Linked DNA regions of Homo sapiens: region 2 is linked to region 1. The links are chromatin loops, found by intact Hi-C in ENCODE. Cell type or tissue: HepG2. All regions are shown on one strand. Each heading gives the region's core, and the rest is flanking DNA. Links, peaks and the distances in the headings are about the cores only. Region 1 has its middle 39 kb from the start of KIFC3. Region 2 overlaps KIFC3 (kinesin family member C3).

The links. Hi-C counts contacts between places; a loop is a spot of excess contacts. Peaks named below come from ENCODE experiments on the same cell type or tissue, not always from the same donor. Only the 100,000 strongest peaks of a DNase experiment are listed, where the experiment ranks them.
Region 2: it touches region 1 in a loop (5-fold over the local background); 4 of 110 quality-filtered maps call a loop at or near these places.

What each region holds. Positions count from the first base shown.
Region 1 is chr16:57,838,563-57,843,940 of GRCh38, forward strand. It overlaps a transcript of KIFC3 not described here. Among named protein-coding and RNA genes, the nearest start is that of KIFC3, 39 kb to the left of the region's middle. In HepG2, for the core only: no CTCF peak of the experiment used is centred there; a DNase peak (open chromatin) is centred at 2,479.
Region 2 is chr16:57,779,019-57,784,396 of GRCh38, forward strand. The region is part of intron 3 of KIFC3 (kinesin family member C3); the gene reads right to left. Among named protein-coding and RNA genes, the nearest start is that of MIR6772, 9.4 kb to the left of the region's middle. RefSeq lists enhancers at 4,718-5,320, 5,321-5,378. In HepG2, for the core only: a CTCF peak has its summit at 3,013 (motif pointing left); DNase peaks (open chromatin) are centred at 3,013 and 3,873.

The DNA.
Region 1 (5,378 bases), core at 146-5,145:
TGTCAGCAAATCATTTTCACAGGAACAGGAAAATCTTTACGTGGAAAATATTGCTTTGGGACTTCCCCGGGAGGAAAGAACGAGCTGAAATTGATGGTGTTGCAGCTTCCATTTTCCAAAAAGCAAAATGCTTTTAAGACCATCAGGGTTACGCTTGATCATAGCTTTGCTTAATCCATTTCTTCACGGGTTTTGCCCTTGTCATCTTTGCTTCCTGAACCACTCCTGCACCTTACAGTCACCGCAAATCCCATCCCATAAAAATCTGTGGCGTCTCTGTGTGTGGAAATCAAACAACAAAAAGGCACCGCCATGTGTAGCTGCGTTACGCTTTCGGTGGAAAGATGACATGGATGAAATGGCCCCTGGGAAACACTGGGGAGGCCTGACTAGCAAGGTGCAGAGTGGGGGATTAATGGGGAGATACACAGGGCCTCTTACTAAAACTGAGAATAGCATTCTGTTGAAGAACCCTTATTTTGAGGCTGGGCACAGTGGCTCACGCCTGTAACATCAGCACTTGGGGAGGCCGAAGTGGGAGGATTACTTGAGGCCAGGAGGTCAAGGCTGCAGTGAGTTATGATCAAGCCACTGCACTTCAGCCTGAGTGACAGAGGGAGACCCTGTCTCTAAAAAAATTAAAAAGAAACCATATTTGGGGTGATGATATCCATCCCCTAAAATAATAAAGATTAGCTGGGCACAGTGACTCAAGCTTGTAATCCCAGCACTTTGGGGAGGCCAAGGCGGGAGGATCCCTTGAGCTCAGGAGTTCAAGACTAGCCTGGGCAACATGGGGAGACCCCATCTCTACAAAAAGGAAAAAAAAATTCCAGGCATGGTGGTGCACACCTGTGGTCCCAGCTACTTGGGAGGCTAAAGTGGGAGGATCACTTGGGATTGGGAGGTGGAGGCTACGGTGAGCCATGATCATCCCACTGCACTCCAGCCTCGGTGACAGAGCAAGACCATGTCTCAATAATGATAATAATAATAAAAAGATTATTTATAAATGTCTCTGTAACTGAAACACCCCCTCAAAAAAATCCTGTAAATTGGAGACCTTACCTATCATCGTTCCCTTCATTTTATTTTAAATTTCATTGAAATTTATCCTAAAGCACTTCCTGTGACTTGAAAATGCAGGCATTTTGGCTAACATTATTATTCATTTCTTTACATTTGAATGTAATAAACGTGTCAGGTTTATTTATCTGAACTTAAATCTAAGTTTTAGTGATTTTTTCCCCCCTGGATCTAAAATTCCATCATTCTTGAGCAACTCATATTTGTCAATTTGACAGCTTCTCCACTATTTTAAGCACTTTCCTTTTCATCACCATCCATTTCCATTAACAACTCCACTCTCCGCTGCCTAACAGACTCCTGGAACTGACTCCTCAAATTGGATTGTCCCCTCGCTGGCCCATTCCTCCCCAGCCTTCCCAGTCTCAGTAAATGGCCACAGTTGCTCTAGTCAGAAAACCTAGCTTAGCCAGCCAAGGTGGCTCACACCTATAATCCCAGCACTTTGAGAGGCCAAGGTAGGCGGATCACCTGAGGTCAGCAGTTCAAGACCAGCCTGGCCAACATAGCAAAACCTCGTCTCTACTAACAATACAAAAATTAACCAGGCGTGGTGGCGCGCACCTGTAATTCCAGCTGCTCAGGAGGCTGAGGCAGAAATATTGCTTGAACCCGGGAGGTGGAGGTTGCAGTGAGCTGAGATCGAGCCACTGAACTCCAGCCTGAGTGACAGAGCAAGACTCTGTCTCGAAAACAAACAAAAACCTAGCTTGCCAGACACAGTGGCTCATCCTATAATTCCAGCTACTAGGAAGGATCCTTGAGCCCAGGAGTCAAGACTAGCCAGGGCAACATAGCAAGACCCTGTCTGTAAAAAAATAAAAGTTAAAGGCTGAGCACGGTGGCTCATGCCTGTAATCCCAGCACTTTGAGAGGCCAAGGTGGGCAGATCACCTGAGGTCGGGAGTTCGAGACCAGACTGGCCAACGTGGGGAAACCCCGTCTCTACTAAAAATACAAAATTAGCCGGCCATGGTGGCGCATGGCTGTAATCCCAGCTACTCGGGAGGCTGAGGCAGGAGAATCACTTGAACCCAGGAGGCAGAGGTTGTAGCTAGCCGAGATCTCGCCACCGCACTCCAGCCTGGGCAACAAGAGCGAAACTCTGTCTCAAAAAAAAAAAAAAAAAAGTTAAAATAAACCTAGCACAGGTTCTCTCCCTCCTCACCCCAGCTGTCACCAAGTCAAATGGGTTCTACACGCAAGACAATGTCAAACCTGGCCACCTCCCACCTTTGTCCCAGATGTCTTTGGAAGCCTCACCAGCAGATACTAGGCTTCCTGTGTCCACACTCCGGCTTTCTGGCGATCCTCCTCCACCAGGCAGCCAGAGGGACCTTGTGAAGGCATAGCTTCAACCCTGTCACGTTCTGCAGTCTCTTCTTCAGCAAATATTTGCACACCTACTCTGGACAGTGCTGTTCTAGCCCTTGCTGGACCTTGCGTTATCAGCAGAGACGGAACAATAGACGAAAATCAAAGAGTGAAATTTAGAGTGTGATAGAGGACCGTAACAGTGGTGGAAAAAAATAATTCAAAGGAGGACATGGAGGGATGGGTGGCTGAATTTTTTCCAGCTCTTGAAGTAGGGAGTTGTAATTTCTAGTAGGGTGGTCAAGGAAGGCCCCACTGAAAGGGGCATCTGAGACCTGAAGGAGGTAGGGAAGTGATCCACAAAACACCCAGAAGAGCTGCCACCCTCCTAAAGTTCCCTATTACATTAAAATGAAACCCAGGCCAGGCGCAGTGGCTCACGCCTGTAATCCCAGCACCTTGGGAGGTTGAGGTGGGTAGATCACTTGAGGCCAGGAGTTTGAGACCAGCCTGGGCAACATGGTGAAACCCCATCTCCATTAAAAATACAAAAAATTAGCCAGGCCTGGTGGCATGTGCCTGTAAACCCAGCTGCTTGGGAGGCCGAGGCAGGAGAATTGTTTGAAGCCGGGAGGTGGAGGTTGCAGTGATCTGAGATCGTGCCACTGCACTCCAGCCTGGGGGACAGAGCGAGACTGTCTCAAAAACAAAAACAACAACAACAAAACCCAGAATGAAACCCAAACTCTTTCCCATCGCCCATGAGACCTTATAGCATTTGCCAAGGGCCTCTCAAATGCGCGTTGCCCTCAGTTCCAGCTCTCCAGCTGCATGAGTCTCTTGTGTCTGTCACCATGCCAGGCTCTCCCCATTTCAAGGTCTTGGCTCTGGCTGTCCCCCTGTCTGGGACACCCCATCCACCCCCCACACACCCCATCCCCACCTCCTCCCCTCTTCTCAAGGGTGGCTCCTGTCTTTCTACTCTTAGGCCTTAAAAATGTCACTTCCTCGGAGAGGCCTTCCCTGACCATCCCCACCGGCCATCTCCTGCCTTCTCCCTGCGTTTGAATCTCCTCATGCTTCCTTAGCCAGGCATGGTGATGTGCACCTGTAATAGGTCCCAGCTACTTGAGAGGCTGAGTCAGGAGAATTGCTTGAACCTGGGAGGTGGAGGTTGCCGTGAGCTGAGATCGTGCCACTGCACTCCAGCCTGGGCAACAGAGCGAGACTCCGTCTCAAAAAAAAAAATAAAAAATCTCCTCATGCTTCTTAGCGCTGTCTGAAATGATCTTGTTCACTAACTGCCTCCCCCACCTGGAATGCAAGCTCCAGGGGGTCAGAAATGTGCTTGCTGGGCCAGGGTCAGAGCCCCCTGTGTCTGGAACGGTATGGAGTGGACATTCACTGCATATTTATGGAGTGAAGAAATCAATCCATCAAGTAGAACTGGGTAACAAACTTGTAAATAATTCATGCAGTCCAGTGCAGCAGAGCGGGAATCACTCAAAAACTCACATCCAATGCCAGCCTCAGGCTCCACCATTTTATCAACAATGAGAACAACAACAGCAGCAAAAATAATTCAATAATAATTCAATAATTCAATTTCGTAATTCAGTAACACTGTTCAATCAGACTAACAACTTGGGCATTGACTCGAAGCCTCTGTCGTTTGCTTTCTCTTTTCATCCCATAACAACCCATTATTATATTATCTTATTATAACATCCTAATAATAGCCCATTATTCTCATTTTAACAGGTCCAAAAACTGAGGTTTAGGAGATGTTTTGTGGCTGAGATCACACAGCCAGTACAGAGAGAGTTCAGGTCCCAACACTAGGCCACACAATTATGTTCCAATTCCTCTAAATAAATATCATAGAGCAGCCGGGCACAGTGGCTCATGCCTGCAATCCCAGCACTTTGGGAGGCCAGGGCAGGAAGATCGCCTGAGGGACAGGAGTTTGAGACCAGCTTGGCCAACAAGGTGAAACCCCGTCTCTACTAAAAATATAAAAATTAGCCAGGCATGGTGGTGCAAGCCTGTAATCCCAGCTACTCGGGAGGCTGAGGCATAAGAATTGTTTGAACCCAGGAGGCAGAGGTTACAGTGAGCCGAGATCACACCATTGCACTCTAGCCTGGGCAATAAGAGTGAAATTCTGTCTCAAAAAATATATATATAAATATAAATGTAAATAAATAAATATCATACAGCACCTACTCTGTGCCAGGAACTGTGTATAAAAGAATCTCACAGGCAAATCAGGGCAAAATATTTCAGACAAAAGGATTTTCAATTAATTCTGAACCACTTGACAGAGATTCAACCATGAGACAGTCAGAATATGAACACTGACCACCTTTATTGGGTACTTCCTGCCAACAAGGCCTTGGACCGCACACTTCACCTGCTTTGCCTCATCACTACTTACTGTTGGCCCATTTCACAAAGGAGGAAACTGAGATACAGGCTGGTCCAGTGACTTGCTCAAGGCCCTTGCCAGGAACTGATGGCGCTGGGTTCTGATGCCCTGGTGCCCTGGCTGCATAGACACTCATCATTAGAAAAATGGGGTGGTCAGCCTGTAATCCCAGAACCTTAGGAGGCTGAGACAGGAGGATCACTTGAGCCCAGGAGTTCAAGACTAGCCTGGGCAACACAGCAAGATCCCATCTCTACCAAAATAAGACACAAACAAACAAAATCCCTGGTGCTCAGTGAGTCAGATCTGGGCAGTTGGCAGGAGCTTCTGAGGGTATAGAAAATACTGGAAATACCTAAATTGAATACCTTTAGACATGTTTGCAAGGCCTAAAGGAAAACATCTATACTCCACCCTGGAGATGTTTCTTTCCTTGGCCGGGCATGGTGGCTCACGCTCATAATCCCAGCACTTTGGGAGGCCAAGGTGGGCAGATCATTTGAGGTCAGGAGTTCCAGACCAGCCTGGCCAACATGGTAAAACCCTGTCT
Region 2 (5,378 bases), core at 88-5,087, 60 kb before region 1:
TGATGGTTCCTCAAAAAATTAAAAATTGAACTATCATATGATCCAGCAATTCCATTTCTGGGTATATACCCAAAATAATTTAAAGGAGGGGTTCAAAGAGATACTTGTACACTCATGTTTATAGCAGCATTATTCACAGTAACCAAAAGGTGGAAGCAGCCCATGGATGGATGAATGGAAAAACAAAACAAACAAAACGTGGTATATCCATACAATGCAATATTACTCAGCCTTAAAAAGGAAGAAAATTCTGATGCATGCTACATAGATGAACTTTGAGGACATTATACTAAGTGAAATAAGCCAGTCACAGAAGGACAAATATTGGATGATTCCACTTACATGAGCAGTCAAACCCACGGAGACAGATGGCGAATGAGGAGTTACTCTTTAATGAGGCCCAAATTTCAGTAGCAGAAGATGAAAAGAGTTCTGGAGATGGATGGTGTATTAGTCAGTTTTCACACTGCTATAAAGAAATACCTGAGACTGGGTAATTTATAAAGAAAAGAGGTTTCATCAGGCATGGTGACTCACACCGGTAATCCCAGCACTTTGGGAGGCCGAGGCAGGTGGATCACTTGAGGTCAGGAGTCTGAGACCAGCCTGGCCAACATGGTGAAACCCTGTCTCTACTAAAAATACAAAAGCCGGGTGTGGTGGTGTACACCTGTAGTCCCAGCTATGCGGGAGCCGGAGACAGGAGAATCACTTGAACCCAGGAGGCGAAAGTTGCAGTGAGCTGAGATTGTGCCACTGTACTCCAGCCTGGGAGACAGAGACTCCATCTCAAAAAATAAAAATAAATAAATAAATAAATAAATAGATAGATAAATAAAAGAGGTTTAATTGACTCACAGTTCCACATGGCTGGGGAGGCCTCAGGAAACTTACAATCCTGGCAGAAGGAGGAGGAGACACAAAGCATGTCTTCTATGGCGGCAGGAGAGAGATAGTGAGCACATGAAGGGCAAACTGCCACTTTTAAACCATCAGACCTCATGAGAACTCACTATCACAAGAACTGCATGGAGGAAACCACCCCATGATCCGTTCACCTCTCACCAGGTCCCTCCCTTGACATGTGGGGATTACAATTCGAGATGAAATTTGGGTGGGGACACAGAGCCAAACTGTATCAGATGGTGATGGTTGTTGCACAATGAGAATGTACTGCTGCTGAACGTTACTCTCAAAAATGCTTCAGATCAGCCGGGCGCGGTGGCTCACGCCAATAATCCCAGCACTTTGGGAGGCTTAAGCAGGTGGATCACCTGAGGTCAGGAATTTAAGACCAGCCTGGCCAACATGGTGAAACCCCATCTCTACTAAAAATACAAAAATTAGCCAGGTGTGGTGGTGTGCACCTGTAGTCCCAGCTACTCAGGAGGCTGAAGTGGGAGAATTCCTTGAACTCAGGAGGCAGAGGTTGCAGTGAGCCGAGATCATGCCACTTCACTCCAGCCTGGGTGACAGAGCAAGATTCTCTCTCAAGAAAAAAAATATATATATATGCTTAAGATGGTAAATTTTATGTTACGTCTATTTTTAAAATGATTTAAAAAAAAAAAAAAGAAGAAGGCAGCAGCCAAACAAGACACATTTGAGGGCAAGATCTAGTTTTCCAGCCTGTGGTCTCTGAAGACAAATTTTTTTTTTTTTTTTTTTTTTTTTGAGATAGAGTCTTGCTCTGTCACCCAGGCTGGAGTGCAGTGGCGCAATCTTGGCTCACTGCAACCTCCACCTCCCGGGTTCAAGCAATTCTCCTGCCTCAGCCTCCCTAGTAGCTGGACTTACAGGTGTGCACCACCATGCCCGGCTAATTTTTGTATTTTTAGTAGAGACGGGGTTTCACCATGTTGGCCAGGCTGGTCTCGAACTCCTGACCTCAGAAGATCTGCCCACCTCGGCCTCCCAAAGTGCTGGGATTACAGGTGTGAGCCACCACACCTGGCCTGAAAACAATTTTTTAAGGTTCACTCTTGAGGTGCAGGGGGCAGGTAGGGAGTGCCGTGAGTGCCGGTCACAGTGGCTCATGCCTGTAATCCCAGCACTTTGGGAGGCTGAGGCAGTCAGATCTCTTGAGCCCAGGAGTTTGAGACGTGCCTGGGCAATATAGCAAGACTCCGTCTGGACAGAAAATACAAAAGTGGGCCAGGTGTGGTGGACACCTGTGGTCCTAGTTATTCAGGAGGCTTAGGTGGGAGGATGGCTTGAGCCCGGGAGGCAGGGGCTACAGTGAGCTGTGATCACGCCCCTGCACTCCAGCCTGGGTGACAGAGTGAGACCCTGCCTCAAAATAAAAAAGGAGTGTAGTGAGGTCTGGGCAGCATGTCACATTATTGGGAACTTCAGGAACCTTGAGGCCATGGCTCTAGGGACATTCACAAGAGGACAGGGGAACTCAAGGCCAGCAGGACATGGCCTGGGACTGTTGTTAACAACACTGGGGAGGGTCATCCCAACAGCCACAGCCTCCTGTGGTCACCAGACCAAGATGAGCAGCCTCTGTGGCCTGGGTCAGCTGGGTGCTCAAGGACTATGGGCCATTGGCCCAACTGCTCTCAGTAAATACAAACACCTCCTCCACCTGGCACAGCAATGAGGAGGTCTGAGAAGACTCCTGAGCTCCCACAAGCCCAGGTCCCAACAGTGATAATGGAGCCCCGTTAACTGAGTTGGCTTTGCCAGTAGGGCAGGGGGATTTCATAAGACCATTTTTCATCCCCTATTCCCCTGAGGTAGGTACTATTATTATCCCCATTTTACAGGAAGAAAAACTGAGCTCCTAAGAGGTTAAGCCTTGGTTAGGCAACTTACTTGAGGTCACCTGACCAGTAAGTGGTGGACCTAGGACCGGAACTCGCATCTGGCTGACCCTTGCAGAACCCTCACCCTTAACCATGGGGCCACACAGCCTTGCAGGAACAGCAGTGTGAGAAAGCAGCCGATCAGAAGCCAGTGGTGGATAGGGCTGGAAACACGGCACCATGGAAAACAAGGCAGAGTGTACCCCCTGGCGGGCTTTGCTTAGAGAGGCAAAGTTCAGAATTCCAGGAAAGTCCAAGTCTGAGTCAAACCACAGTGAGGCCAGCAGGAGACCAGGGCACACGGGAGTGACAGCTCACGATGCACCACACATTACAGTTGACCATCTTTTTTCTGTCCATTCTTACAACAGATCCACCCCCAAACTGCAATGCGACATTTGTGAGCCCCAGTTTAGAGACTGGGAAGTGAAGGCTCAGAGAGGAAGTGACTTCCTACAGCTGCCCAGCTGGCACATGGCACAGCCAGAATAGAATCCTGCTCACGGGATTCCAAATCCAAAACTCTCCCAGTAACAACAATGGTGGTGGCCACAGCAACACCAATGACTCACTAGGGATCATCTCATCACACCCTATTATTACATCCATCTCACAGATGAGGAAACTGACCTGCAGAGTGGTAATTAACTGTCCCAAGGTCACACAGCTAATAAGTAGTGCCAAAGTCAGGGTTTGAACCCAGCTCCAGGCCCATGTGGTTGGCCACATCTCCACAAGGTCGGGCCCTCCAGAGTATCTCAGAGACCTGGAGCTTCAGATACATCCCCTGAGAAATTTCCAGAAAAGAGCTGCAGTCAGAAGGTTCAAGGACAGGCTGGGCGCGGTGGCTCACGCCTGTAATCCCAGCACCTTGGGAGGCTGAGGCGGGTGGATCACCTGAGGTCAGGAGGTCGAGACCAGCCTGAACAACATGGTGAAACCCCGTCTCTACTGAAAAATACAAACAATTAGCCAGGCATGGTAGTGAATGCCTGTAATCCTAGCTCCTCAGGAGGCTGAAGTAGGAGAATCGATTGAACCTGGGAGGTGGAGATTGCAGTGAGCCGAGATTGCGCCATTGCATTCCAGCCTGGGCAACAAGAGCGAAACTCCATCTCAAAAAAGAAAAAGAAAAACAACATTCAAGGACAAAATGAGAACAAAGACCAGGAACCATTCTGAATTCCTAAGTCACTTGTGGGAGTGGGGTAAGCTCGGGGGTTCTCCTAAGAGAGGCTAGAGAGCTGGGGCTCAAATAACTAAAAAGGCTGGGATGTTTCCTCCTCACTTTCCCTTCTTAAAAAGTAAGTTGATTTTGTTAATTAAAGGAAAAAGTGTTTTCAAAAACCTCTTTAAAGTCACAAAAGGTTAGATACTACGATTTCACTTCTATGAAATGTTCAGAAAAGACAAATCCATAAAAACAGAAAGCAGATTAAAGGTTGCCAGGGGCTGTGGGGCAAGGAGCATGGGGAGTGACCATCAATAGGCCTGTTGGAGTGATGAAGACGTTTGGCAATGAGACACTGGTGATGGGTGCATTGCCACCTTAATATACTTACCACCGACCACCGAATTGTACACCTTCAAGGGGAGAATTTTATGGCATGTGAATTATATCTCCACAAAGCCCATTTTCTTTTCTTTTTTTTTTTTTTTTTGAGACAGAGTTTCACTCTTGTTGCCCAGGCTGGAGTGCAGTGGCGTGATCTCAGCTCACTGCAACCTTTCCCTCCCGGGTTCAAGCAATTCTCCTGCCTCAGCCTCCCAAGTAGTTAAGATTACAGGCGCCCGCCACCACACCCAGCTAATTTTTGTATTTTTAGTAGAGACGGGGTTTCACTATGTTGGCCAGGCTGGTCTTGAACTCCTGACCTCAGGCGATCCACTCACCTCTGCTTCCCAAAATGCTGGGATTACAGGTGTGAGCTACCACGCCCAGCCCACAAAGCCCTTTAAAAAACACTTATTTGCAAAATGAAGTGTCTGAAAAGCCTAACTGGGGAAGGTCAGGGAAGGAAGAGGGGCTGCTCAGCCTTTGCCTGAGGCCAGACACGTGTCCTTCAGGGTGGGCCCTGGACCCCCTGCAACCCCCCAAGGCGCTTGAGCCACACCTCTCCTACCACAAGTCCTTTTGCACTGGCTAGGCCTCAGCTCAGAGTACACTTTCCTCTGCTCTGTCCCAGAGCTCAGCTCAAGACGCCCAGGGACAAGCCCTCGAGGCCATGTGTGTGCCCATCCCAGTGAGCCCTTCCCACTTTCTGTGGGTGTGTGAAGCAAATGTCCGTTTTCCCCCAGGCAGAGCCTCCACCAGGTGGGAGCCTGCTGTCCACTGGGGTATCCCCCGTGCCCAGCTCAGTGCCAGTACAAAAGGGGCGTGCACAAATACCCAAGGGAGCAGGCGGGCATGCAGCAGGCAAGAGGATACAGGGCTAGCCTAGAGGAGTCCCCAGTTAGTGGGGAAGGCAGGCCCAGATAGTCAAGCTGTGGGGTAAGTGTGTAAGAGGAAGACACAAAGCATGAGGGGTGCCCCAAGGAGCCCCACCCGACTCAGCAAGGGGCAGGTGG